Regions from separate parts of the Homo sapiens genome. Here region 2 is linked to region 1. Evidence: chromatin contacts called from ENCODE Hi-C or POLR2A ChIA-PET data. All regions are on one chromosome and are shown on one strand. The core of a region is the stretch at or near the end of the contact, and the rest is flanking DNA. Distances in the headings are between cores, read along the strand shown. Region 1 has its middle 19 kb from the start of ATG16L2. Region 2 holds the start of LOC105369382 (a long non-coding RNA gene).

What was found. Hi-C counts contacts between places; a loop is a spot of excess contacts on that map. ChIA-PET counts read pairs that join two places held with the same protein, here RNA polymerase II (POLR2A). Pooled maps may share reads with other maps.
Region 2: a pooled map shows a loop between it and region 1 (2.7-fold over the local background). The contact joins two enhancer-like sites. A Hi-C loop is called at or near these places in 65 of 168 maps with a recorded cell type or tissue (A673, CD14-positive monocyte, CD4-positive, alpha-beta T cell and 40 more), 28 of 37 single-sample maps with no recorded cell type and 43 of 50 pooled maps. POLR2A ChIA-PET finds 5 or more read pairs at or near these places in 5 of 52 experiments (K562, OCI-LY7, SK-N-SH and 2 more).

Annotation. Positions count from the first base shown.
Region 1 is chr11:72,830,244-72,836,270 of GRCh38, forward strand. It overlaps a transcript of ATG16L2 not described here. Among named protein-coding and RNA genes, the nearest start is that of ATG16L2, 19 kb to the left of the region's middle. Within about 2 kb of position 1,393, at least 13 of the 41 ENCODE cell types and tissues checked have a DNase peak (open chromatin) inside an H3K27ac peak, as active enhancers do; they include adrenal gland, ascending aorta, heart right ventricle and 1 more, where a contact is called at or near this core.
Region 2 is chr11:73,253,228-73,259,504 of GRCh38, forward strand. LOC105369382 (a long non-coding RNA gene) reads left to right here and starts at 118. Exons shown (of 3, transcript XR_950296.3): 1 at 118-232; 2 at 534-580; 3 at 4,774-5,762. Within about 2 kb of position 4,249, at least 18 of the 41 ENCODE cell types and tissues checked have a DNase peak (open chromatin) inside an H3K27ac peak, as active enhancers do; they include adrenal gland, ascending aorta, heart right ventricle and 1 more, where a contact is called at or near this core.

The DNA.
Region 1 (6,027 bases), core at 143-2,642:
ACGGTGTTGGTTAAATGGCAACACCTACACTCTGCTGACTCCCAGACCACTCACTACTTTTGGTCTAGCTGCCTCCTGGCCATCATCTCCCCTGCAAGTGACCCGTTCCTCCTGCACCCCATGTCCCTGGGACCTTGTGCTGCTGGTTCTAGTACTCCTCCACCCTCCTGCCACTGTGGGCCACCTTCTAGACCTGCAGTCTCCCCATCCAATCCTTTCCCTTACTATGGCCAGAGTGACTTTTGTTGTTGTTGTTGTTGCTTTTGAGACACACAAAAAACCTTAGTGCAGCCTCAAACTCCTGCAGCCTTAAACCCCTGGGTTTAAGCAATCCTCCCACCTGGTCTTCCCGAAGGGCTGGGATTACAGGTGCACAGCACCATGCTCGGCCCAACAGGGTGACTTTCTAGGGTGTCGTGTTCACAAGTCCAATCCTTTGGAGTTCCCCTGCTGCCTTCAGAGACCACCCGCAACCCCAGCATGAAATCTGGAGCCCTTTGGATGTGACCCTGCTGGCCTCTCAGCTTCATCTTCATTTCCTTGCTATTCATTCATTCATTTACTCATTTAGAGATGATGTCTCACTATGTTGCCCAGGCTGGTCTCAAACTCCTGTGCTCAAGTGGTCCTCCTGCCTTAGCCTCCCCAGTAGCTGGGCCTATAGGTGCATGCCACCGTGCCTGGCTATTTCCTTGCTATCATGAGTGCATCTCAGACATGCTTTTCTTTCTTCCCAGAATGTTCTCCTTCCCTCCCAGCCCCCAGTTCAAATTTTTCTTTCAGGATTCCCCTTCCTTCGCCTGCCAGGCTGGGTAGAGGCCTCCTCTGTCCCTGAGCTCCCCTTTTGTATCTGCCTCCTCCATTTTAAGTCAAGGAACTCTTGGAAGAGGCCAGGATGGGAATAGATTATTTCCTGGGATCAGGCCTGGCACAGAGAATGACTCAGGAAATGTTTATTAAGTGGTTAAATTCTCTTATTCAGGCTGGATGCGGTGGCTCACGCCTGTAATCCCAGCACTTTAGGAGGCCAAGGAGGGCAGATCACCTGAGGTCAAGAGTTCAAGACCAACCTGAGCAACATAGTGAAACCTTGTCTCTACTAAAAATACAAAATTAGTTGGGCATGGTGGCACATGCCTGTAATCCCAGCTACTTGGGAGGCTGAGGCAGGAGAATCACGGAACCCAGGAGGAGGAGGTTGCAGTGAGCTGAGAATGCGCCATTGCACTCTAGCCTGGGCAACGAGAGTGAAACTCCATCTCAACAACAACAAAATTCTCTTATTCAAGGACTCAGCCAGTCTAACGGTCTAAGAGCCTTGGGCTCCAACATTCTTCGATACTCAGCCTTCTACTCTGCCCCAGCCCTCATGCCCTGGCTCCCAGCAGCCACCAGGGGTCACCAGCTGCCTAGTCTACTGAGGCCATTCCCGTTTCCAGGGACACATGGCTGGGGAGACCGACACTCCTGTAGCCACCGTGACTGAGCCCTTAGGAGGTGCCAGGCCCTGCCCTGCACCCTTTCTGCAGCATTATTTGTTCCTCCCAACTACATTGCCATGTAGCTACCATGTTTCCCAGGTGAGAAAACTGAGCTCAGAGAAGCCCTGCAGCTGGACTGTGGCTGCATTACACATACTCTTTTTAAAGCAACGTGTTCAGACTCGCAGTTAGGCAGGGCTGCGGGGCATGCCCCCTCCCCCAGGGTGTGTGTGCCCCCTGCCTGCTACCACGGGGGTAGAGGTGTGATGCTAGCCTTGTGTCTAACCTGACTCCCTCCCTACATCTTCACCCTTTTCTATTCTGGGTCCTGAGCCTGGACGGTTAGTATCCCTTGAAGTGAGGGACATGCAGGGACACAGGAGTGAGGGAACTTGAATCTTGGGAGGCCAGCTGCGCCATTGCGTTTCTCCCTCATTTCACAGGGTTGTAGTGGAGACTGCTTAGAGAGCCCAGAGGAGGTGCTCAGGAAATGGTCTGACTGATCTCTGGGACAGTGAGCCCTTCTCTCCCCCAAAACCTTCCCTTCTACTTTATGGGCGTCAATCTTACCACACACGCTGCTGCCATCGGGTGGAGTTGCCTCTCTCAGGGAGCACATGTTCACCTTAACTTGCTTGGAGGTCCCCCTCCCAGTAGGAGGGGGTGCTTCCTGGAGGAACAAGTCTGTAAGGCCAGAAACAGGCCAAGGAGTTCCCGGGAATGAGGTAGGCAGGAGGAAGAGGAGCTCACAGACTGAGCAGAGGAGTTCAGAGGGGCATGTCAGCGGGAAGGCTGTTCCTCCCTCCAGCCTCTTCAGTCCCGTTCAGCAGAGAGGTGAAAATAGATGTTGACAGCTCCTCCAGGCTCTCAGCAGTCACTGCCCAGGTTTTCAGAACTCTGGTGCTCAGGGGCTGCCTGCCTGAATTCGGGTGCCTAGGTCAAATCTGGAGTGGCCCGCACTCATGGGTATAAAAACTGAGACCCAGAGATGGGGCAGCTCCTTCGGGTCACAGAGCAGAGCTGGGATAAGAACCCAGACCTCTGATTCCTGCTTTTCTAAAAACTGGATTCAGATTCTGCAAAGGGGCTGGCCAGGGCTTCTGGAGGCCTAGTTCTAGGTTCTCCAGTTCTGTCTTCCTGGGAGATCTTGGGCAGGTCACAGTGACTTCCAGGCGCTCATATCCCCACCTGTGAAACTTCCTGCCCCAAGCCTCCCCAAAAGTGACATGGCTCTTCTGCAGAGCTGTTCTGTAGGCATGAGGACCATGGCCTCTGCCTGCCCTGCCCAATCTCAGGCCTTAGTGAGCCTGAGACCCCAGGGAGGGAGAAATGACAGATGCCCCTATCCTGTGCTCCTACTGCCCCTTGGTCATCTCTCAGTCCCTGGCTTCAGTCTGCTGTTGCGCTGAGTGTCTCCCACCAGATGCAAGCCCCTCAGTGACAAGGCTCCAGAGACCTGAACACTACCTGGGGCAGCACATTTGCTGAATTGAATAGAGGTGGTTTCTGGAGAGATCTGACACCATCAGACGTGGACCCATCTGTGAGATTCAGACATATCCATGCCTGGATACAGGCTCTTCCACTGGAGACACATTCACTCATCACAAACATTTTCAGCTTATCTGTACATTACCCTATTTCATCCTCCTGGATCTTAGAAGTTGCACTATCTGCTTGTTCCTACTTTACAGATGAGGAAAGCAGGGTCCAGAAGGTGAAGGGATGAGCCTCAAGTCACAGCTAATCTGAGGTGGCCTGGGGACTGGAATACATTTCCTTTGGCTGTGCTCTTTTCTGTTCCTCACAGGAGCAAGTGGTGAAGAGTGAGTTCTATGCGCAGTGTAGAAGGGCTGTGAGCCCTGTCCCTGGGTTCATTTCTGTCAATGTTTCAGCATAAAACATTCTAGGAAAGGCCGGGCGAGGTGGCTCATGCCTGTAATCCCAGCACTTTTGGAGGCTGGGGCAGGTGGATCACCTGAGGTCAGGAGTTTGAGACCAGCCTGGCCAACATGGTGAAACCCCGTTTCTACTAAAAATACAAAAAAATTAGCCGGGTGTGGTGGCACATGCCTGTAATCCCAGCTACTTGAGAGGCTGAGGCAGGAGAATCGCTTGAACCCAGGAGGCAGAGGTTGCAGTGAGCTGACATAGTGCCATCACACTCCAGCCTGGGTGACGAGCGAAACTCCGTCTCAAAAAAAAAAATTTTTTTTTTTTTCAGGAAAATATTCCCAGACCAGAGCTCTCAGAAACAGACACAGCAAAAGTGTGTTTTTTGGCCTCTGGGACCGAGGGAAAATAGTCTAGGAACAAGATGCTCTTTGGCATTCATTTGGTTCTTGGCAGATCAAGCAGTAACAAGGCAAACACAGGAAGAGTCTAGGAGGAAACTTAAAAGTTGCAGGATTTGGGGATAAATTACAATCCTCCCCCTTCTAACCTAAAATTTCTGTAATTTAGTTATATTTCTGTCATGAAAAACAACTTCACGATGAACAAAATAAATGCGAAGATTCAGAGCAGCTGGATTTCATCCTAAGGCCACTGGGAGAGGGCTGGGCAGTCATTGGCCACAAAACCAAAAGCTGCAGCTGGGTTCTTCAGGCAGTGAGTGGATAGAGCAGCCTGGGATGCAGTTGCAATCTAGAGGATAAAGGTTTGTTTTGTCCCAGGTCCCAGCGGGAGAGTCCAGTGGCTTGCTTTCTTTTCAATTTCTTGCCATCCAAAGAAGTCTGTGTCTTAGTAAGTCTGGTTTCAAATATTGTGACCTTTTTTGTGTGATGTTCTCTGTATCTAGAAACAACTCATCCAGGGCATGAGAGTTAGATAAGCCCTGGGAGATAACCTCATTCCATTCCTTTTTTTTTTTTTTGGAGACAGAGTCTTGCTCTGTCACCCAGTCTGGAGTGCAGTGGCATGATCTTGGCTCACCGCAACCTCTGCCTCCTGGGTTCAAGCAATTCTCCTGCCTCAGTCTCCCGAGTAGCTGGGATTACAGGTACCCACCACCACACCTGGCTAATTTTTGTATTTTTAGTAAGAGACGGGGTTTCCATTATGTTGGTCAGGCTGGTCTCAAACTCCTGATCTCAGGTGATCCACCAGCCTTGGCCTCCCAAAGTGCTGGGATTACAGGCGTAAGCCACCGTGCCCAGCCATCATTCCATTCCTTTACAATTGAGGATGTGGCAGCTAAGAGGGAAAGGTCTTCCATCAAGCAGTGGCAGGGCTAAGGCCAGATGATGCCCTCCCACTGGGTCTCTGGCTTGTGAATGTGGCTGGGGTGGTGGGTCAGAGAGGAAGGGGATCTAGGTGGTGTACTGAGAACCTGTGGGTTGATTGCATCATGCATCAAGTCAGTTCCTGTGATGAAGGAGACCAAAATTTAGCTATGACGCTGGGGTGAGGCAGTTAGCTGAGCTTTGCCCTTGGTCACAGACGGAACCTCCAGTACCGAAAGCAGCTTTCACTGGCAGGGAAGTCAGAAGACGGAAATGACATTTCGTGTCCTGACAGCCCTTCCCACATTTTTGGTAGAGCACTTCACACACATTCTTTCCCTTGGGCCTTATGACAACTCTGTGCGTTACTATGGGCCTGGAAGACTATCAAGGACCCTAGTTCTGGAGGGAAGGACACTGAGAAGAGGCAGGAGAGGTGGTGGTGAGAAAAGGCAGGAGAGGTGGTGGTGAGGAGAGGTGGTGGTGAGGAGAGGTGGTGGTGAGAAGAGTTCGTGGTGACCAGCCTGTGGCACACTTTATATGGCCTTCCTGGAACCACAGTCTTATTCTCAGGTTCCAGATGAGGACACAGGCTCAGTCCCCATGGCTGTCAAGTGGCAGAGCCAGGATTTAACCCAGACCTCCTGGCTCCTAAGTCCATATGCGGTTGGTGGGAGTGTAAATGGATATAGTCCTTATAGGAAGCCAATTTGGCAAAATCTAACAAAATTAAATACATACCTTTTTGACCCTCAAATTCCACACTTAGGAATCTACCCAACATTTATACTGGAACATATTTTTTTTTTTTTTTTTTGAGACAGAGTTTCACTCTTGTTCCCCAGACTGGAGTGTAATGGCACAATCTCAGCTCACCGCAACCTCTGCCTCGCAGGTTCAAGCGATTCTCCTGCCTCAGCCTCCAGAGTAACTGGGATTACAGGCATGAGCTACCATGCCCAGCCAATTTTGTATTTTCGGTAGAGACTGGGTTTCTCCATGTTGGTCAGGCTGGTCTCAAACTCCTGACCTCAAGTGATCTGCCCGCCTCGGCCTCCCAAAGTGCTGGGATTACAGGCATGAGCCACTGCGCCCGGCTGAACACATTTTTATGTAAACAAGCAGTGTGTACACTTAAGAGTCTTATGCACAGGATAATGTCTGGAAAAATGCTTACTGCATGTCCCCAGCTCCAGGAAAGAGGAGAGCTTGTGGGGCCCTTCCCCAAACAGGCTGTGTCCTGGTCCTCAGTGTGGCTGGCTGGAAGCCAGGGGGACTCAGCCTTTGACTAAGAATGCTCCATCCACCCCTGGGACCGAGAA
Region 2 (6,277 bases), core at 2,999-5,498, 430 kb after region 1:
TCTGCTGTTTCTTTTTTAATTTAAATTTTTATTTTTAATTGACAAATAATAATTGTATATACTTATGGGGCACAATGTGATATATTTTTTATGTTGGTTTTTGTTTGTTTGAAACAGGGTCTCACTCTCCCACCCAGGCTGGAGTGCAGTGGCGTGAAGGCTCACTGCAGCCTTGACTTCCTGGGCTCAAGTTATGCTCCTGGCTCAGCCTCCCAAGTAGCTGGGACCACAGGTGCGTGCCATCATGCCTGGATACATACATACATACACATATATATATATATATATATATATATATATATATATATAGTAGGGATGGGGCCTTGCTATGTTGCCCAGGCAGGTCTTGAACCCCTGGGCTCAAGTGATACTCCCACCTTACCCTCACCACAAGATGCTGGGATTTCAGGCATGAACCACCATGTCTGGCTCAGTGTGGTGTTTTAATATATGTGTACACTGTGGAATGTCTGCTGTTCCTTACATGATAATTTTTAATGAAGTTCATCACTAATCTGTTACTATTTTTCCAGTCTGCGAATTGCCAGAAGCCCAGTCTGCGAATTGCCAGAAGCCCAAAGTGAGTATCATGTATGTCAGTACAATTAATCATTAGATAATGAAGAGAACACATGGCAGTGCCACCATTTTGGCACCATTAATGCCAAAAGCAGCATGGATGCGGGATGATTGGAGGAGAACTGGATATGTGCCTCTGTTAGGGTGGAACACAGTTGGTGATACAAGTTATGCACAACGTCATTTAAAATGGCTTCAAATATTCTGAAAAAAACAACATTTAGTTCTTACTGTGAATTTTGTCACGTATTGAAAACCACTGCACATAAAATTGGATGAACAATCCATCTGCATTTTAATTTTACAATGAGGTTAGCATAGAAAAATAAACTGAATATTGACAGTAATAAACTGTATTCCTAGAAAGGCTGTGTGGGCCTACTTAAAGGTTGTCTCACCAATAAAACCATAAGCATCTTTTAGGGCAAAGGTGGTTTCCTATACTTCCTTCAATTCTCCAATGCTTCTCCTCTTCTTAATTTATGAGGCAGGCATATAGGGAATTCAAGAACTATAGGGAGTTCAGTTGAATTAAAATATCTGGTTCTGCCGGGAGGTGGAGGTTGCAGTGAACCGAGATTGTGCCACTGCACTCCATCCTGGGTGACAGAGTGAGACTCCATCTCAACAACAACAACAACAACAACAATCTCGTTCTGTTATTTAAAGAAAACACTTCAACAGTTAGAAATTTTGATTGTTTGTGGCAGGCACTGTACTGAGAGTTTTACATACACTATTCCAGTTAAAACTCAAACCACTTGGGAGGACAGAATTATTATCCCCGTTGTACAGGTGACCAGAGCTCTGAGAATGAAAGGAACTTGGCTTGGCCACACAGCTATGAGTGGAAGAGCCAGAATTCAACTTAGGCCTGTCCCTGCCCAGGGTGTGCTTGAACCCCTGCATTAGCCCAGGGGTCTTCCTGGGTGGACTCTGTTCTGCGCTCTCCTTTGTTCCTGTGGTCGGGCTCCCAGATTCCATCCAGGACCAGCTCCTTTACTTACAGATGGGGGAGCCTTGGGCAAGACCACTGACCTCTCTGAGCCTCAGTTTCCCCCTCTGAAAAATTGAAATAATCAACTGTCCCTAATAAGGCTTAAGAAGGTTAATATCTTTTTTTCTTTTTTTTTTTTTTTTGAGACAGGGTCTCTGTCACCCAGGCTGGATTGTATTGGCACGATCTCAGCTCACTGCAGCCTTAATCTCCCAGGCTCAAGTGATCCTCCCACCTCAGCTTCCTGAGTAGCTGGGACTACAGGCATGTGCCACCATGCCCAGCTAATTTTTGTATTTTTTTTTTTTTGTAGAGATGGGTTTTTGCCATGTTGCCCAGGCTGAAGAAAGTTAATGTCTAAATTTATGCACAACTACTTAGAAAACAGTAAATCCCTATATCAATCTTTGTTGATAAAAACATTCCATTTTTCTCATCATTGGAACCTTGTCACGCCTCAACATTTGGGGCACCTTTACTAAATGTGACATCTTGATTTTTAAAAGTGATCTGTTTCTTTTTCATTTAATTTTCAACTAAATAATGTATTCACTTGGTTCAAACAAACAAACAAAAAAAGGTAAACAGTGAAGGATCTCCCTGTTATTGGCCCTAATAAGTAACCCAGTCAGTGGTTGCTTCTTTATGTTTCCAGGTAACTATATGTATATACAAATCCTAAAAGTAGTGTTTTTTTTCTTCCTTCATACACAAAAGTTTGCATACTACTACATACATATTTCTACACCTAGCTTTCTTCTGAAAATTCCTTTTTAAATTTATTTTTATTTTATTCTTTTTTTTTTTTTTTTTTTTTTTGAGATGGAGTCTCCCTCTGTCCCCCAGTCCGGAGTGCAGTGGCACTATCTCTCCCGGGTTCAAGCAATTTTTCTGCCTCAGCCTCCCCTGTAGCTGGGACTACAGGCGCGTGCCACCACACCCAGCTAATTTTTGTTTGTTTGTTTTTTGGTGTTTTTGTTGTTGTTTTTGTTTTGATTCAGAGTCTCGCTCTTGTCGCCCAGGCTGGAGTGCAGCGGTGCGATCTAGGCTCACCACAACCTCCACTTTCCGAGTTCAAGTGATTCTCCTGCCTCAGCCTCCTGAGTAGCTGGGACTACAGGCATGTGTCACCATGCCCAACTAATTTTTGTATAATTTTTAGTGGAGACAAGGTTTCACCATGTTGGCCAGGCTGGTCTTGAACTCCTGACCTTGTGATCCCCCTGCCTTGGCCTCCAAAGTGCTGGGATTACAGGTGTCAGCCATCACGCCTGGCTATTTTATTCTATTTTTTTAGAGACAGGGTCTCACTATGTTGCCCAGGCTGCTCTTGAACTCCCAGGCTCAAGCGATCCCCCTGCCTTGGCCTCTAAGTGCTGGAATTACAGGCATGAGCCACCATGCCTGGCCCTGAAGTTTTCTTAAAGGTCTTTCTACATAAAAACTCCCCTGTTCTGTTTTAACAACCATGATTTATTTAACCAGTTCCCTATGAATAGACAGGTCATTTCCAATATTTCAGTTTTGATTTGTTGATTTCTTAAAGAGCTGAAATAAATGAAAACACCAACTTTTTCTTCATTATGAACATAGTTTAGACTATTTACTAGACAATAATGTCTGCTTGAATCTCAGATTCAGTAAATCTGTTTTAAAATGGACAGGGATCTGTTGGTACCAAGTGAAAGAATTGCCCCACTCCCAAGGGTTGACTCACATTAACTTGGCTTTTTTAAATTTTATTTTATTTTATTCTATTTTGAAATGGAGTTTCGCTCTTGCTGCCCAGACTAGAGTGCAATGGCGCAGTCTCAGCTCACTGCAGCCTCCACCTTCTGGTTTCAAGCGATTCTCCAGCCTCAGCCTCCCCAGTAGCTGGGATTACAGGCACCAGCCACCACGCCTGGCTAATTTTTTGTGTGTGTTTTCAGTAGAGACGGGGTTTTGCCATGTTGGCCAAGCTGTTCTTGAACTCCTGGCCTCAGGTGATCCGCCTGCCTCGGCCTCCCAAAGTGCTGGGATTACAGGCGTGAGCCACCGCGCCCGGCCTAACTTGGCTTTTTGTTCCATGTGTTGGTTTCATCACCCTCTCAGTGTCCCTACAGTCCCAAGGGCAGCAGGCAGTGTTGCAGAGGTCACAGGGCTCCACAGGTAGTGTGAGCAGCAGATCTCTGTGGACTATCACCTCCTCTGACATAGGCACTATGCTCCTTTATATACTGCCAGAAAGTATGTTAACATTTATAGCCAGGCATGATGGCTCACGCCTGTAATCCCAGCACCTTGGGAAGCCGAAGCAGGTGGATCACAAGGTCAGGAGTTCAAGACCAGCCTGGCCAACATGGTGAAACCCTGTCTCTACTAAAAATACAAAAAATTAGCCGGGTGTGGTGGAACACTCCTGTAATCCCAGCTACTCAGGAGGCTGAGGCAGGAGAATTGCTTGAACCCAGGAGAAGGAGGTTGCAGTGAGCCAAGATCATGCCATTGCACTCCAGCCTGGGCAACAGAGAAAGACTCCGTTTTGAAAATAAATAAGTAAACAAACAAACATTTGTACCAGGAGCAGCGCTGGTGGGCATGGGTCTGGTAGGAGGGAGCTAAATGGAGTGTCCCATCAGTGTGCTTAGAGGCAAGAGAGGAATCCAGAGCCCTGACTAAGAGCTGCCAGGGCAGGATTCCTGGCTCATGAATTTGTGAATCAACACTTGGTTGGGCAGCTGGAATGTGGTGGGAATGAGAAAGAGGCAAGTTCCAGGAAGAGGTTCTCCTGTTCAGAACAAGGGCTAGCTGTGGCTGGTGGACTGACAGGGCAAAGGGGAGCCATGTGGGGGCTCCTGGACCTCAGGAAGGAGGCTGGGGTCTTAGGACTATGGCTGGGGCTAAAAGAGCAGCCCCGGCCCTGAGAGGAGGCCACAGGGACACCAAGGCCAGGGGCTGACAGGGGGAGGGGATATCTCAAAAGTTGTTGGAAATGCCAGATATGGCTCATCCAGTGCCGGATCTTGCTGGGCACCTGCCAGCTGCTAAGGATTGTGAGGCCATGGCTGAAGCTGGGAGGGAGCGGAACAGGAGGAAGCAAATTAGCTGCCGGACACAGTTTAACCAAGGGCTCCTTGACCTCTCCTGGGGCCAGTGGGGGTGGGGCCTGGCTCCCAGGCCCAGCTCTGAGCCTGTGGCCTCCCTCCTTCTTCCAGGCCCATCTTCCCTTGGCCTGAGTGACACGGCACTGACCTGCTCCTGCTCTTACTGCTCTGGCTGCCCCCTACAGTTCCACTCCTGGGCATCTCTTCCCTCCTTTAACTGATGGCTCCATCTTAAAGAGAGTAGAAGTGACTTCACCCACCCTATGGCCTAGAGGCCCAAACATGAAGCTCCTGGGCAACAGGATTTGGTTTTATTAAAGAGCTGCCAAGTTCCTTTGCCTTGATGTGAGTATGGGGATCAGGCGGCCTGGCTAAGCTGGTCAGAGGGAGCATTTCCAGAGGTCAGAGCACAGTCTCCATGGAAACCAGGGCTCTGCATACCCAGGAGGACCCAGGGACAGCAGGAGGACCAGTGAGAAAGGTGGAGTGCTGAGGAGAGAACACTGGGGTGCAGGCAGGGCCATCAGGTTGAAACCCACCCCCACTTCCCCAACTCCTACACAGAGTCCCTCCTCCACCCAGCTGGGAGAACCAGAGCTCAGCCTACAGGGAACAGACAGGGCTCCTTTCATCCTGCAGCAGATGCTGTGCCTCCTACGCCCCTCCTGGGCCTCAGGAAGGGGGCTGGGGGTTCTAGGGCTATGGCTGGGGCTGAAAGAGCAGCCCCGGCCCTGAGAGGACCCACAGGGACACCAAGGCTGGGGGCTGCCTGTGCCACTTAGCACTCTCATCCCCACACCTCTGCAGCTTCTCACTGTGGGACCCTGGGTTTCTGCCCTGGGGTTTCTCTGGCCTTTGGAGCACACTTGGCCAGAAGTGCCAGAAAGTTTGAGGATCAGCCTTTAACCGATGACAGCTGGAGTTGGTGACCAACTGCTCCAGTTTCCTTGCCTTTTGGGTGGGACCTCCCTGTGGCAGGTTCTGCGCAGTCTCCCACGGGTTCCCCACAGGACTGACCCACAGTGATGACCTGCTCGGCAGCCACCATGGCTTTCTTCTTTTCCCTGGATCACCTCTGAAATAAATGATTTGTACTTAAATGTTTGCCTCAGGATCAGCTTCTGGAGGAACCCAAACTGAGAATCCCCTCTCTCTCCCTCACATTCGCATCCAATCTGCCTGATTCTGCTGATTCTACCTCCTTAAAAAGCCCTCAAGGCCAGGTGTGGTGGCTCATGCCTGTAATGCTACCACTCTGGGAAGCCGAGGTGGGAGGATCACTTGAGCCCAGGAGTTCAAGACCAGCCTGGGCAACACGGCAAAAGCCTATCTCTACCAAAAAAATTAAAAAAATAAAAAAATAAAAATTAGCCAGGCATGGTGGCATGCATCTGTAGTCCCAGCTACTTCTCGGGAGGCTGAGGTGGGAGGATCACCAGAGCCCGGGAGGCAGAGGTTGCAGTGAGCAGAGATTGTGACACTGCACTCCAGCCTGGGCAACAGAACCAGACCCCCATCTCAAAAGAAAAGTTCTCAAATCCACCTTCTAATCATCTCCCATATATCACTCCTCCTCCATCCCCACTGCCCTGGCCACCTGCCTGGACTACTGGCC